Regions from separate parts of the Homo sapiens genome. Here region 2 is linked to region 1. Evidence: read pairs that join two places in POLR2A ChIA-PET (ENCODE). Cell type or tissue: MCF 10A. All regions are shown on one strand. Links, peaks and the distances in the headings refer to the core of each region. The heading gives the core; the rest is flanking DNA.

Region 1 (8,303 bases), core at 3,855-6,354:
GCCTACCGGCTCAGCCAGCACAGGAGCACGTAGCCTGCAGGTGTGGGTTGTACACAGGCTTCCCCCTGCTGAGTCAGTTCCCCAGATCTCTTCATCACTTCCCCAGATCTCTGGGATCTTCAGCTGAGATTGGGCCCCAGCACCTGGACTCAAGGTAAGGCCCCTTAGGATGCTTGTAGCTGATCAATCAGGGTAGTGCAAAGGAAGAGGGGAAAAAGCCACCCAGACCTTAAAGGAGATTTCTGGAAGATCCAATCAAAGTGATTCACCTTAACCTCAGGCATGACTTTTCCCCATTATCTGCTGTTTTTAATTTCAAGTAGTATAAATCTTACTGATCTGAAGAAGACTTCTGCTTCTGAAACTACCAGCGCTTAACAATGATTGAGCCCTACTCTATGAGATTGCAAATAAAAATATATTAACCTTGGCAGGAAATCAACTGATTAATACTTATACCCTACACTCTAAAGACTGGAACCTCAATTTATCTGCATAAACAGAGGCTTTGGGTATAAAAGTAAAATGTAGTTGGTTATGCCAAAGACTGCTTTCAATAGTAATGCACCAAACATGCTTTTGAAAATAGCAATAAACTATTCATTTAGGTTAGATATACAAATAAGTAACTTTCAGAGTTAGCACTAAGTTTTAAGCCTCAAAGACTTTGATTTCAGTGACAAGATGTGTAAATGCAGCGGTTAGAAAAAGTACACATACTGAGGTTTCTTTCAAGATTATATATAGTATTATTCAAAAGTCTTATTGTATATGAAAAGTGACAAGATTTTTGCAATATGAAACAACAGTAGCTAGCTAATACTCTAGTTACCTTTACAGATTGTCTAGTTGGTCACATTATACCTTAATTTTTCAGGATCCAACCAAGGCCTGGTTAACTCTTACTGGCAATGTTTGAAAGGGATGAAAGAGGTCCTATGCATATTACTCTAAATTAATCTTAGTGCAGGAAGACAAGTCATATTTGAATAACTTTATTTTGTATCCCTAGCTACTGTCATCCTAGTATTTGAAAAGCTCCTTTTCTCCCAATGTTCAGAAAGTCATTTTCCAAACTTGCAAATATTAAAACCTATTCATGTCTAATACTTTTCTACTTGGTCTATTTCCATGTCCTGTCAATGACCTATCAATTACCCTATTCAATTACCCATGTCACTTGAGATTTCTCCCACCAGAATTTAGGTTGCATATTTTCACAGGGCAATTTATTTTAAAATCAGAATGGTCCATAAAACTAATAGCTTTGTGTGCACAGACCTAAAAGATTTGTAGTAGCTCTGCAGCTGCATTTTTGAACATCAATAGTTAAACGATCAACATAAATGTTAAAGAAGTAAATTAACTTTCAGAATTTCACGTGTGCTCTAGCATTCACCATTGACCATGCTGGAAGAAGACTTTGAGGTCATTTCATCCAACCCTCTCATTTTACAGATGAGGAAAACAGGACTAATTGATAGCTAGCAATACTAAATTATAGCTCTTCTAAAACTAGACAGCAGCGTCAGTAGGCTTCTTCATGTGCTCAATTACTGTATGGATTCCACGAGTTGATGAGCGTGCTGTGACCTTGAGCATTTACATTCTGTGGTTTTCAAATGTTTATGTTTCTAATGTGGTATTTGTAAACCTGGGCCCCAGTAACCTTTACCACTGAGGCTTTGCCAATCCCAACTCTGGGCAGCCCACCTCTTCCATATGCAGCAGTGCTTGCAGGCTGTTCCGCCTGGGCAAAGTCATGTTAGGTGTAAGCAAAGACGTGAACTAGTGTTCATGCTTGAAAACCTCACAGAGACCTGCCTGCTGGCTGAATCCTTTCTTCATCTCTTGTTGCCTCTCCTACATGTGACTCAAAAGCTAGCCAAGTTTGTTCCACATCCTTCAGCTTGTTCCTCTTACACCAAAGTGCCATACCATCATCCCCTTTAGTAAGATCACACTTCTCCAATTTCTGTCCTCCTCTACTCCTCAATAAACAGGAAGATGCTGTCTGTGGAAAATGCACGTGGAGCTCTTGCACACGTTTTCTATAACTTGTCTTCCTTCCACTTCCCCACAACTAGAATATAAGCCTCATGAGAGCAAATGCCTTGTCTGGACTGTTATCTCCCCTGTGTCTAGTATAGTCAAAAATAGTAGGTGATGGGTAAATACATGTGCAATAAATATATCCTTTCATCTTTCCTTCCTATCTTAGGGAAACAAATGTCCCTTTCTTTTCTGTCTTACCTCCCTAATAACATCAGTACTTCTTTGTCCCTCCTCCAATATTGACCTCTGAATCACGTCCTCCTTCTTGAAATCTTGCCTTCTTAATTGTCTGCTTTTATTAATTTACATAGGTGTCCAGCCATCTGGCTGGCCTTTCTCCAGTTCTTTTGCTGGAAAATCCTCTCCTCTTCTCTTTAATACAGGCAGCCTCTAAGATTGCCCCTTCAGTTGCTTTCTTCCCTTGGTATTTTTCTTTTTTTTGCAGTTCTCATTGACTCATATCTGGTCAACTTTTACCTCTAGGTACAATGATTCTTCAATTTCCACCTCCAGCCCCAAATTTAATTCCTAGATATGGACATGCTTGGAGCCAACACCACCATGTCACCTCAATACACTCTGCTTTTCATCCAAATCTTCCTTTCCATCCAGGCAGCAAACTCCAGAGTCCTTTCCACTCCTGTTCAACCTTTCTACTTCACATATGACAGGTGTGTGAATTTTACCTGGTGGCAAACCAACGTGGTGATTCTCTTGAATTCATGTATTACTTAGACAAATTCAACAGCCTCCTAAATGATCTCCTTCTAGCTGCTCTCCTCCCTCTCCATCTGTCTTGCTAGATGAGCCTGGCTTCTTTTTTCCTGCAGAAAGATCAAACTTTTCAGTTTAACCCGCATCACCTTTTAAAATTCATTGCCAGTGTAGTTCCCAATATGGCCTCATACTAACTTCAGATACCCCAGTGTATCTGAAGAAAGTAATCCCAGCTACTTGGGAGGCTGAGGCATGAGAATTGCTTGAACCGGGGAGGCAGAGGTTGCAGTGAGCCAAGATCACTCCACTGCACTCCAGCCTGGGCGACAGACCGAAACTCCGTCAAAAAAAAAAAAAAAAAAAAAAGCAAAAAGCAAATGGGAAACTTTTTTTTGAAAAGATCAGAGGCTCCCTTTTTAAAAGAGCAGAGCTCAGGCTCTTACTCACATCCCTGTGCCCCACCAAAATATTCTGATTTTATTGTCCTGTGTCAGAGCCAAGGCATTAGTTCATTTTAAAATCCCCCTAGGTGAATCTCATAGGCAGCCATGGTTGAAAGTCGCTGATAATTGATAAACCCTATGGCCCAATCAATTGGGAGTACTTGAAACATACTTTGCCACCCCATAGTTTTGCCTGGGCAATTCCCCTTGTCTGTAATCTTCTTTCTCCTATTTTTTTTTCCTACAGAAAACACATGATAACTTCTTTGATTTTTCCAGTTAGAAGGAATCAGTCCTCCTCCTGGAAATCCTTAATACCTTTTAATATATCATATTCATTCATGTGATCTAGGCAGACCTTGTGTTAGATATGGACAAAATGGAGAGAAATAAGACAAGGTCCTTGTCTTTAAGCAGCTTACAGTCTTGCCAGCTCACTGGTTACACATGAACTAGTGAGTATCAACTTTTATGATAGAAGTGTCCATGGGATACTGTTAAGGCATGAAGGAGCCTATTCTGCTTGGCATGATAACAATTTATGTATATGTCATCTCTTATATCAAATGGTATACTTTCGAGGGCTAAGATCATGCATCTCTCACCTTTACGTATTTCAAAGACCACAGTAGTATAAAATGTTTGCTGAATAAATGAGCAAATGAATGATGTTTTGGTAATTAGGAGTCACTGGGGAATAATGGCAGCTCTTAGGAAATGGTACCATAGTTCCATTCTTGGGGTAGGGCTGGGCGTGTCCCCATGGAGTTCACAGAACTATGTCATAATTTCAGTACTAAATTATGTGTGTTTTACAGTTTCTCTCAATCACCCATTCTATGTTTTATTTAAAATGGTAATAGGAATAGCATGTTAGAAACTGGGTCCTGTACTCATTAACAAAAAGAAGGGAGCAACAGACATTGGGGTCTACTTGAGGGTGGAGGGTGAGAGGAAGGAGAAGCAGAAAAGAGAACTATTGGGCACTGGGCTTAATACCTGGGTGTTGAAATAACCTTTACAACTAACCCCCATGACACAAGTTTATCAATGTGACAAACCTTCATACCCTTTTTTTGGTACCCCGAACCTAAAATAAAAGTTTAAAAAATTATATTTTAGAATATATTCAAAAAGTAGGATATTATTTCTCAAAGAAAACATCTGAATTCATACTTTAAAAATATTTTTTAAAACTTGAAGTTTGATCAAGGCATTTACATCCTAGGAGACAAAAGCAATCATTTCAGTATGCATTCTAGATTTATCAACTGCATACATATTTTAGGAAGATTTTAAGATATTTCAATATAATATCTAAAAATGACCACTTAATTTTAGTAAAAAGAGACTCCCACCTTCTGGTAATTGACAATTACTATGGTCTGAGAGTGTTTAGATTAAAAAATTGTGTGTGTGTGTGTGTGTGTAAAATTATCACAGGAAAATCAATACATCAATAGTAGCACCAAAAAAGAAAAAAAAAAGGAAAGAAACTAGGTCCTATTTTTCATGACTAAGAAGTTGACAATGGTCTTTCCAAATTAAGACTCGGCATCTTTGATTTTTGTAAACATATCCTGGAGATCGAATGTGAACATTTGATGGCTGATGGGAAGAATTGAGGAGGATTAGGGGAGCACTTGACTTTGCCATGATTCTCAAGTTAAATCCTTGGACCTCTTAAAGATGTTGTTGATGAAGCTGCTAAAATGGTCACCAGATGAATATAAACAAGTAGGACCCGCAGTAATTTCCAGGCTAATTTTGTGCACGTGCGTTTAGGGGCGAGTCAAATTAAATGAATGAGGAGCTGATGTTCATGTGAAAGTAATTACTCTCCTCCAGTAGAAATCCTAATCCTACAAGTAACTGCAGAAATAATTAATCATAACTAAGAAGCAAACCACTCTCAGGGAGAAAAGCTGTATCTGAACTTCCACGTGCTCTTGGAGGATACGGGTGATTCACGGCATAAGAGTCATCTACCAAGTCATCTGCAAGAGCGAGTGCAGCTTCCAAGAGGGTCTGAGTCAGAACAGATAAAAGGAAGTTCTTCTTAACTCAGAAGATTTCAACACTGGGGAAGCTCATTTCCCACAGAGATAGAAAAATGTGCACTATAAATCACTCTCAAAAAGCAATTTAGACAACTACGCAGGTAATGATAAATGCATGGAGAGCACTCACATGTTTTGGGTTGTGTTTTTGACCTTCATTCATTCTTTATAGATTATTAATCCACGGATTAAGTCATTGACTCATTTATAGTCATGAGTCATTAAAACTTTTCTGGAGCATCTACCACATGCCAGCAACTGTGCTACTTAGGGTACAAAGGTGGACATGGCCCAACCCCTGCCCTCAAAGAACTTCTAGGGAACACTGACTTTGCAGGCATGATTCCGTCTGCATCACGCATCAGTAAACAGCTATGTGTACTGTAGGGTATTGAGACACAATGACGTTCCCTCTGCTCAGCTCATCACCACAACCAATGTGTAGGAGCTTGCTTTTTGAGACCCAGCGGTGCTTTCTATAACTGGAAGATTCCAAGTTTCCTTTGCTTCCATTTATGCATTCAGCAGACATTAAGGCCCTGCTAGAACCTAGGCATTGGCATGTACAAGATGAGATATGGCAGCTTGCATTCCAGTGGAAGGTGGTGGGGTGTGATGGATGAAGAGCTGGCTTTTGAGTCAGACTACAATCTTAAACATTGTCGCCACTACTAGCTAGTTGTGTGACCCTAGGCAAATGCTTTAACTTATCTAGCCTCCATTTACTTATTTTTACCAGCATTACTCTGAAGTGTGGAGTTATACATACATGAGCTGCCGACACAGTACTAGTTACATATTCATTCTCAACTAGTGGCAGTTGTTGGTTGGATCATTATTATAATTAAATATACACAAGCAAAACAGATATCTCTAGTACACTGAGATAAATATTCTGGGAGACAGAAGCATAGGCAATCATGTAGAGAAAGCCCCAAACCCATGGGAACAGGTGGAGAAAGCACCTACCTAGAAAGGGTAACACCCCAAAGGATAGACATGAGAACGCTGGCCAAGACAGGAGGTGGGCTTTCGGGCAGATGGCATGGCATCAAGTCAATCAATAGAGGACTAATCCATCTGGGCAACTGCAAGTCATTCTGCATGACCTGACCAGGTAACAACCTAAGGAGTGGCTGGCACTAAGGCAGGTGGGGCCAGTTTCTGAAGGGTCAGTTTCAGGAGCTGAGGCTTTGGTTTGTAGACAATGGGGCCACTAAGCTGGGCGGCAGAGTGCTTTAGGGACACCACTGAGGAGGGACTATGAAGGATGCTATAGAGAGAGGACAACTTGAGATGGGGACCTCAATTATGAGCCTGTGCTGTCATGCAAGAAATAAAGTATGTGGATCTAAACCAAGGCAGTGTCACCCAAGAAAGAAAATGTGTGGATCTAAACCAACGCAGTGACAGTGGGAAGGGAGAAAATGGACAGCTTCAAGGGATGTTGGGGTAGACTCGGGGTGCTGAGTATTTTTCAGTGCCTGAGGGTCTACGGGAGGAAGGGAGTTGCCCTGGGTAATGGATAATGAAGCTAGGCTGGGTCTAATTTGGGGTGTTTGTGGGCAATCAAAGGGAGGAACCACACACAGTTGACTGTTGTTCTGGCAGTCTTGCAAGAGCAATCTGGAACACAAAAAGTCTAGGCTTCATGAACTACAAAGGTAACATCTGAAACCATGGGAGTAGATGCAGGAGTGTGTCTTTAGTGAAAATAAAATAGTTGGAGCATGGAGCCTTGGAGAAAATGCCACTTCAAGATTGGCAGAAGAGGAAGAACCTACAGATGGAACTGAGAAGGCATCAGAAAAGTAGAGGTCAAGTTGAGAGAAGAGAGTAGCAGCAGACTGAAATGCTATGGAAATATCAAGGAAGATAAGGAATGAAATGTATTTGCCAGCTGAGTTGTAAGTAACTCTGACCAAGTGGAGTGGTGAGCTGAGAGGTTACTCTCTTGGTTGAAGAGTAATCACCCAGCCCTCAAGGAAGTGGAAGCAAAGTATCGCTTCTGTCCTTTTTAAAGCTCTTCTCCATATCATTGACTCTGCTCCCCAAAGCTTGGCTTTTAGTGAAAGCCATTCTATTTAGACAAACTCATTGTCTCTCCTCTCAACCCCAAGACAAGCATTTTGATCTCTTTAACTCCATGGGTTTTATTACCAATGAATGAAATAGGACATGGCACACAGAGCAGACAGAAGGCCATTGCCAAGGTCTTTCAACTGGGGTCCCACTCTCAATTTTACTTCCTGAAAGTTCAATGTCTTGGCTGAAAACAGGGCTGAAGATAGATCCAAGGAAGACCACTGGGAATTGGCCAACTAGGTTTAAACTGGGGAACAACTCCCCTCAAGTGGCAATTTTAAGGGTCTTCATCCTGCCTCATTGGCTTTAATCCCTCTTGAACATGTCAAAGTGGTTGGAAGACTGAGTCCTGGTGGGCCACATTGTGTTTCTGTGGACTGCGGACTAGTTTCAGAGGAAGCACCTGTCTAACTTAACCAGGGATCACTTAGGATGAACACCAGTTACACAGTATAGAAGACATAAATATTTGAAATTTTATTTGCAGCCACTGTTGCACAGTGCAAGCTGTCTCAGAAATTAAGGCATATATATAGTTCAAATGGGACCAAAGTAGTCTTTTGGAAGTCATAATAGGGCACACATACATGAATTGTTGAGCAGACCTTGTAAATTAAGAGATTCATTGTATTCAGGCAATAGTGTGTGGGTGTGTGTTCGCTTTCTTTGGGAAAACAGCATTTGTAAGCCACTCACTCCCAACATCAGGGGCACGTCAGGGTGAGGGTATATAGAGGTAGCTGTTATTAGTGAGAATATAAGCGACGCCTGACTTAGCACTCTGTTACTGTTAGCACTACCGAATCTTTGATGACTAGGTGTGGTCAAAATCTTGGTTTCCAGCTATGTTTCCCATAAATGAAGTTTCCAGATATAAGCCAAATGCTTAAACAAAATTGCTGACTACAGGATCATTTTGTAATACTGTATGGGTGATTTATAA
Region 2 (8,303 bases), core at 2,568-5,067, 140 kb before region 1:
CTCCCTCCTATCTACTAAGCAGGAAGGGGGAGGATGTGAAGAGGTGGTGGTTGGGGGTTGGTTTACCTTGGCTAAGCTGCTCCTCTAAGCTTCCACATTCCCACTTGTAAAATAGAGTAATAACAGTCCTTACTTGGCAAAGTGGTTAGAAGGACTAGATGAGCCACTTCTGAAGAAGTGCTCAGTGCATAGTAAGCAAGAGAAATGATAACTGTTGTTCACATGTGTACAGTGAATGGGACTATTACATGACCATCACATCAATGATAATTACATTTCCATTATTTTTCCTTTTAACTCATAATACCTTTGGGTATTTAGCTGGAATGCAGCATATTTTACTAAATGGATACAGTAGAATGCTCCATTTAATAATGATATCTACTTTGTTTTCTTGTCCTCAAATCAAAGGGACCCGAGTGCAGTGGTCCAGCTATTCAGGAGGCTGAGGTAGGAGGATAGTTTGAGCCCAGGAATTTGAGGTTAGCCTGGGCAATATAGCAAGACCCTATCTCTAAAAAAAATCAAATGGAGAAAACTATTGGTCCATATTCTATGTTATAGACAAGATACAAAAGACAAACTCAGATTAATGCAAGTTAACCAACTCTATAAAAATTCATAGAATTTTATTATTATTTAAACTGCCTTTTCTACCACTGCTATATTTGTTGACTCTGCCTAGGCATGCTTTAAAAATTCCATAAACAGCTCACGCCTGTAATCCCAGCATTTTGGGAGGCCGAGGTGGGCGGATCACGAGGTCAGGAGATCGAGACCACGGTGAAACTGCGTCTCTACTAAAAATACAAAAATAAGCCAGGCGTGGTGGCAGGCACCTGTAGTTTCAGCTACTCAGGAGGCTGAGGCAGGAGAATGGTGTGAATCCAGGAGGCGGAGCTTGCAGTGAGCCGAGATCGCGCCACTGCACTCCAGCTTGGGCGACAGAGTGAGACTCCGTCTCAAAAAAAAAAAAAAAAATTCCATAAACATGTAAAAGTATATTCATTACTAGATATCCATCAACATTGGGAGAGAATCTAAAGCAACTTATCCCCCATTCTTTTACCCAGCTGTATTTTCTGCTAAGCCACCTATCTCAATCTGAGATTATATTACACATTTAAAATTTTCTGGTTTATCATCCCTTCCTAAAATGCATACCTGAGGAGGGTGGGGACTCATTTGGTCTTGCTTACCAGTGAGCCTCTGGTGGACTGATAACACTCCATAAATACATGTAGAATGAATGTCAAGTAAATAAATTCAGAAAATGGGCATTTATGTTTCTAAGTTGAATATGTATTCACAATTTCAGTTAATACCCACTTGCTTTTATTATTTATCTTGTGAGATATGACATTTCCAATGCAAGCCTTGCCCTACTGAAACCATCATTTGCTGAATGTGTAATTTTCATCAAACTGTACTTTAATATTAATCAAAATGAAAAGAATCCTCTTCTAAATATTTGTTGACCTTGAGCTTATATCATGTTTGCATAATGAGATTTAAGTAGAACATACTTTAAGGTGCAAAGAGATATTTTTTCATATTCTGTGTTACAAACAAGACACAATAGATAAACTCAGATTAATCCAAGAAACAAAAATAAAAAAATGAAAGATCAAGAAAAAGCTGTTTTTTTTAAAAGATTAACAAAATGCACAAGCCCTTGGTGTGATTATCCCAGAAAAAAAATAGGACATAAAGAAATAATATTAAGAATGAAAAAAGTTATCTAATACAGGATTAGTAAAGATTTTTAATATCACAAGAGAACATAATTTTGATAAATTTAAATCTTAGTTTAGACAATTTTCTAGCAATTATAATTTTACAAAACTAACTCAAGAAGAAATAAAAATGTGAATAAACTACTAATTGTCAAAATATTATATACAAACTCGTTCTAAGCCTAGAAAAAAAACTGGGAGAAGTCCTCAACTTATTCTATATGGTTAATATAACCTAGATACCAAAGTTTAAATCTCTTTTTTTGAATTATATGAATTTTATGAAAAATTCTAAATAAAGCATTCATAAATTGAATATTTTAAAACCCCAGATACATCATGACTCAGGGATGAGGCTTGACTTGACACAGAAGAATCTACTAATGCAATTCACTACATTAATAGAGAAATGTAGAGACACCATATGATCACCTCAAAAAGTGCCAAAAAGGCAATAAAATTCAATAGTTATGGCTTGTAAAAACCGGAAGTAAACTAAAAACAGATGGAGACTTTTTCATCTGATAAAGGATATCCACCAAAAACAAAAATAAAAACAAACATAAAACAAGTAAACACCTACAAATCTACTGTGAATTTCTCCCTCTGTGGCTACAGATGAGTAAGTGCAGGGTCTTTGGCAGCTAATAGATCTGGAGGAGCCCTTGTCCTTTTATAGGACTTAGAACTTTAAGTACAAAAGTTCCAAATAAGTTTGACGGAACAAATAGGCACCAGCTTGGGCAAAAAAAAAAAAAAAACAAAGCTGAGCCTTCATCACAACCATCTTGGATTACTGAGCAGGAATCCTATACAAGATAATTTTTTTAAAAAGATAAAACAACAACTCATATAATGTTTAAATAAACACATATTAAAGATTTAGCCCATTCGTTAATGAGGGAACCAAGATCTTACAGTCAATTCAAAGAAGAATTCAAAACACATAGGCACACACATACGAAATAAGAAATGCTGAAATAAATTTATAAATAAATGCAAAATTAGTCAATATTTCCAGGGCAATTGTGAACTACATCTCCACTGGGTACAATTTGTTTGAGTTTTTATCGGCAGGAACCAGTTGGATGACAGTTTTTGTGGAGGTGTGAAGTAGCTCAAAGACAACAAAAGGCAGAGCCCATGCAGAAGGTACCACCCCACCATCCGCTTGCCCATTTTAACATCTTTCACAATTTCTGTTAACAGTTTAAATTATATTTTGATGTTGATCTCTTTTAAATACTTGATTAGGGAATAATTTTCTTTATTCTCTGATGTTGCTGACGCTTGGCTTAATAAAGAGTTTTTATTTTCTTATTTCTCTTTAAAACGTGAAATCAGTGGAGCCATATGCCAGTGTCAGTTAGATATGTCTATGGAAAGTCAGACCACACTCCTGTTGGGCCCCAGCTGGCTTACCTCAATTGCTAGCAAAATGCTTGCAAGGAAAATGTGGAGACAGCCTAAGCTACAGAAACCATCTTGCTTTTTTTCTGATAACATAAGTTTTCAAAGCAATATTTAAACAAAAGACAACATGTTTTTTCCCCAAGTAAATATCTACAGCCTTCCTCCCAGCCTGTCTTACTCCCAAATCATGTCCTTGTTATTTGCAGGTATCCAAATGTCTGCATGTGGGAGCATTCCTTGTGGATTAGGGTGTTAGTGTCTAGGAGTCTCCTCTTTTATGAAATGCAAACATTCTTTGAGCACAATTGCAACATCAGCTGTGATATTTACCTAAATGTTTCCCAAGGATAAGTGGCTTACGTCAGAGCCCTGAGGCTACAGGATGTAGGGTTTGACCAGCAAGAGATTTGAGGGCAGGTAGGTATCCCATGAGAAAAAAAGTATCAGAGACACAACAGCATTATCCCAGGACATGAGGTCCTGGAGGTTAGAGGCAGCCCACAAGAAAGCAGTGATCCCAAAAAGAGACAGGAAGGTGCTAACGACAAAACTCATCTTTGTGTCTACTCCCAGGCTGATCCGTGATTACCAAAATGATCCAGTCCACAATTTCCAATGCTGAAGACAGAGGAAAGATTTGGGGCTGAGAGTGATCTATGTTGTTTGTTTATATACAAGACATTAGGTACCCTGGGCCATTGACCTCATAGAGAACAGGCAGCATTTGTTGTCTGCCAACTCTGGATTCTGCAGGCATCAAAGGATTAGACTCTCATAATGAAATCAGCCCTTTAAGCTACTCGGAAGACTTACGATAGGGATCACTACCCAGATTAATTTGCTACCAAATAGAGAATGAGAGGCCAAGATAAACAAAAGAGAGCAGCCAGCTGGTAGGGTTTGAAAAAAAAAATGCAAGCCATTCATTTTCCTTTTGTTCTTGTATTTCCAATTGAATTATGATGGCTCATCTTTTCTAACCTGATATGAGCTGAATTTTTTATGATTTAAATTTGCTCATTATATTTCTATTGCAGAGTGGTTCTCTGAAGAACGAGCCTGTTGCTGGCTGTCAGGGTGTCATGATGGTATTGCGCAAATCCTCGAGGCAGCTTTCCAGGGCTGCTGTCAGCCTGCTCATGCCCTTTAGCCACTGGGCAGTAAATGAGGATCTCTAGGACTGAATACATAATTTGAGGGGGTTCTGTGCAAAATGAAAATGCAAGGTACCTTGTAAAAAATAAGACTTTCATCAGAGCAACAGGGAGCTTCTGGGTCCAGGCCTCAGGCCACACACCCATGAAGTTGACCCTGGGGGTCTCAGTGATGGGATAAGCAAATCCTTTCCCACAGCAATTACATAAACTGTCTTGCCAGGGACTGAAGGCTTACAACTTGGGAGTCAGATACACTTTGTAGCTCAGAAAGCTGACTTTAATAAAAGTAGTGTACCTAGAAGACAGCTGTTTATTTGTAGAGGTGGCTTGATATGTTTTGAATTTGTGTCCCTACCCAAATATCATGTCAAATTGTCATCCCTAATGTTGGAGGAGGGGCCTGGTGAGAGGTGATTGGATCACAGGGAGGGACTTCCCCTTGCTTTTCTCTCAATAATGAGTTCTCACAAGATCTGGTTCTTCAGAAGTGTGTGGCACCTCCCCTACTCTCTCTTTCTCCTTCTCCGGCCATGCAAGACATATCTGCTTCTCCTTCACCTTCCACTATGATTGTAAGTTCCCTGAGGCCTCCCCAGCCATGCTTCTTATACAGCCTGTGGAACTGTGAATCAACTAAACCTCTTTTCTTTATAAATTACCTAGTCCCTGTTAGTTCTTTATAGCAATGCGAGAATGGACTAATACATGGCTTTACCTTAGATTTCTTGGAATCTGTAAGTTGATCCAAATTGCTTGATGAATGTATTCTCTAGGGATCCATGTGAATCTCTCTTTGAGAAGATTTTTCTCTTGTGGCTTCACTTAGAGTCTATCTACCTTTACATAGGTGCATTTATATTGAGGTGATTGATTATTTGGGTAACAGCTCCATGTATACTATGATAGTTATAGGGGCCCCATTTGTATTAGGGTTTGTAATTCTGTCAGCATGAAGCAATCATTTCAACGGACAATATTTAATTTTTAATGTAGGATTTATCTAACCAGGTTCTGCAGAGGTGTTCTTGGGGTGCTCCAGTGCTCAAGTTAGGAAAACGCTGCTTTAGGTCTAAGTCAGGTTCGAATCAAAGGTTTTGAGGTCTTAGTGATTAATAAGTTCTGTGCCCCTTCTAATGACGGTATGTAAGTCCAAATGCCATATGCAAATCAAATCTTTGAAGGAATTGATAGAAAATGGCAATCTTCATTCAGATAAGATTTAGCCTAGTGGTTAAAAAAAAATTCCAAATAACCAAATATTGAGGAATAATAATGTAGCAACAACAACAGTTTTGAGTACTCACAGCATGACAGATACTTTTGGTGTATTTTTCCAGTCCTGTGAGATAGGTCCTTGTTGATCCTCCATTTTGCAGATGAGAAAAATGAAGCAAGAAGGATTCAGTAACTCACCCACGTCTCCAGGCAGCAGGAGGCAGAAGTCAAATTTAATTCCCCAGAATCTGACTCTAAAGCAAGTGCTTTACCCTCTCAATTTCATTTCTCTACACACTTGTGCTGGAAAATGCATGAAAGTTTGCATGATTTCACACTTTCACATGAGCATGAAGATCAGAATTTATGGGGATATGATTGTTTTAAATTGTAGGTTTTATTATTATTCAGGCATAGTGAGTTCAGCAGATCAGGAGATGACTGCCATTGAAAGGATGGTTTATTACTCACAGTTCCCAAGAGCAGGAGGCAGCCACACCATACAGGGCCTTTTGGGGAAGTGCCAGGATTGGTCAGGAAGCAGAGGGGCTGGGAGGAAAACATGGACAAGAGCATTTATTACAGTTTCTGTGAGAAGGAACAGGTGAGGCAGGATAGACAGACTTAGGATTGTCTGGTTTAATAATTCCAAAGGGCTCTGGGCTGCAGGGGCTGTCTCTCATTGCCTGGTACCTGGCCATGGGATGATTTGGGCAGGTGAATGGTGGGGGAGGCTTGTGAGAATCTGATAAAGAAGGTCTTTGGGGCATGGGCTCTGGGTTAGTTGGTTTGCATCTGGAAGACACCCTTGTAGGCAAATAATTTACTATCTTTAGAAATTGGCTATCCCTGGGAGGGGCAGTCTCTCCAGGGTCAGCAAGGCCCCAGATGTCAAAGCTTCAGAATTAGAAGATATGCTTAATGCATTGACCTGGAAGACCTGGGCTGACAAGAGGGACAGGGACTGCTGCCTGGTCTAAAGAGTCACCTCTTAGGACCAGTGTCCTCCCCTTTGTTAAAAGAAGACAAAGAGTCCTTGAAGAGTGATCATAAAAAGATGATGCCAAAGTGTCTTGGGGAGACAGCCACATTTTTCAGAGCTGTAGCCACATGTCTCAAAGATGTAGACTTGTGGGTAAATGGTACTTGAAGCAGAAAGCAAATGTGACACTTAGTGATTGTAAGTAATCAAGATGACACTTCTTGGTAATTAGGCAGAGACGATAAGTAATTTTTTAAAAGTTTCAGATGCCTATTGCTTTTGATTTTCTCTCCTCTCTTTGTTAGTCTCCTAATGTCAATAAGTAGAATTCATGCCAATGACACCTAACATCAGTCCTTTCTCCCTGGCCCAGCAAATAAACAAAAACACAGAGGAGGCTGCCTGGAGAACTGAGTGTTGCCTCTCACCTGCAGCACACAGGACAAGCTGGGTTCTTCGGGCTCCACATTAGAGGTCTCTTTCAACCAGTACCCAGATCCCAGCCCACCTTCTCTTGGCTGAGTTCTGGAGCAGACTTCCAAGTGCTCTTTTATTTCTGTTTGGAATCTGGGAGTCTTGGTGGTTGAAGACATAAGGCACCAAGATATCTGGGCTTGGAGGGGAGGATTCTAGAGTTCTAAGCAGGGGCACTAAGCTCTAGCATTGAGAAGTAGAAATGGAAGAGAGGAGAGGGACGAGTATTGTGAACAAAAAGTTGGGGTGGCTGGGTTTTGTACACCCAGAGGTTCTCAATGAATGAGTCTCCATCAGCCCCTGAGGCTTCCTCTCTCTCAAGGGGCAGGAGAATACCTGGAGGAAGTGGGGTAAAGAGGTCATGGAGATTAGCAGTTTTTCACCCTTTGAAAGTGTTAGGCCATGTGATGGAGCCTCCAGACCCAGAATCTCATTTAGTCCTTATACAACCTGAAAAAGTCTTCCAAAACCTTAGGGGCAAACACATCCCATCTCTTTCATTTTTCCCCCCAATGAAAATGGGTTTATCCTTTAAGGGCACTCTTATTTGGAGGTCCAGTACTCCCCCCTTTGATGTTCTCTCCTCCTCAAATTGTCCACAAACCTAGAGGGCTGATGTGGTCCAAATGGACCCAGGTTTAATCAAACTGTCTCCCCAATGAAAGCTAAGCTTCAGTTGGTGCTCGCTGCCACATGGCTTGAGCTGAGTGCTGGTCCTTTCCACCTGAAAGATACTGCCGGGCAGCTGCTGACCCAAGCTCTTTCCCAAGACATTGTGTTTTTTTAAGAGTGGCCAATGATACTCACTTGGAGCTAAACTCAGCTAATAGGATGCCATGATCTGAGGGCCTCTGCCTTTAGAGCTCAACCACTAGAACAAAAGGTCTCTCCCTACCCCCTCCTTCTAAGGGTGGACTCCTTGCTACTAGCAGGGAGCCAGACAGTCTTCTTAGACGTTCCCCTGAAAGTAAAGCTGCTACCTGCTCACCCTTAGGCAGCTACACCTGATTCCAAGCTCTTTCAGTATCTTGAAATTGCTCGATTCTCTTTCTTTTTCGTTTCTCAATATATTTTATTTTTAGAGCAGTTTATGTTCACAGCAAAATTGAGAAGAAAGTACAGAAAGTTTCCACACACCCCCAGTCTCCATACATGATGGCATCACCCTAGTCAGCAGTCCACACCAGAGTGGTACATTTGTTACAAATGATGAATCCGCACTGACAACTTATAATCACCCAAAGCCCATAGTCTAAGTTAGGGTCACTCTCAGTGCCATATATTTTATGTGATTTGACTATATGTAATGACAGGTATCCACAGAGA

Evidence for each region. ChIA-PET counts read pairs that join two places held together with the same protein. Peaks named below come from ENCODE experiments on the same cell type or tissue, not always from the same donor. Only the 100,000 strongest peaks of a DNase experiment are listed, where the experiment ranks them.
Region 2: POLR2A ChIA-PET joins it to region 1 with 6 read pairs; 2 of 35 experiments call an interaction of 5 or more read pairs at or near these places.

Annotation. Positions count from the first base shown.
Region 1 is chr21:38,272,404-38,280,706 of GRCh38, forward strand. The region is part of intron 1 of KCNJ15 (potassium inwardly rectifying channel subfamily J member 15); the gene reads left to right. Among named protein-coding and RNA genes, the nearest start is that of KCNJ15, 20 kb to the left of the region's middle. RefSeq lists an enhancer at 4,959-6,158. In MCF 10A, for the core only: no CTCF peak of the experiment used is centred there; DNase peaks (open chromatin) are centred at 5,228 and 5,568.
Region 2 is chr21:38,136,433-38,144,735 of GRCh38, forward strand. The region is part of intron 2 of DSCR8 (Down syndrome critical region 8); the gene reads left to right. Among named protein-coding and RNA genes, the nearest start is that of DSCR8, 19 kb to the left of the region's middle. In MCF 10A, for the core only: no CTCF peak of the experiment used is centred there; DNase peaks (open chromatin) are centred at 3,509 and 4,249.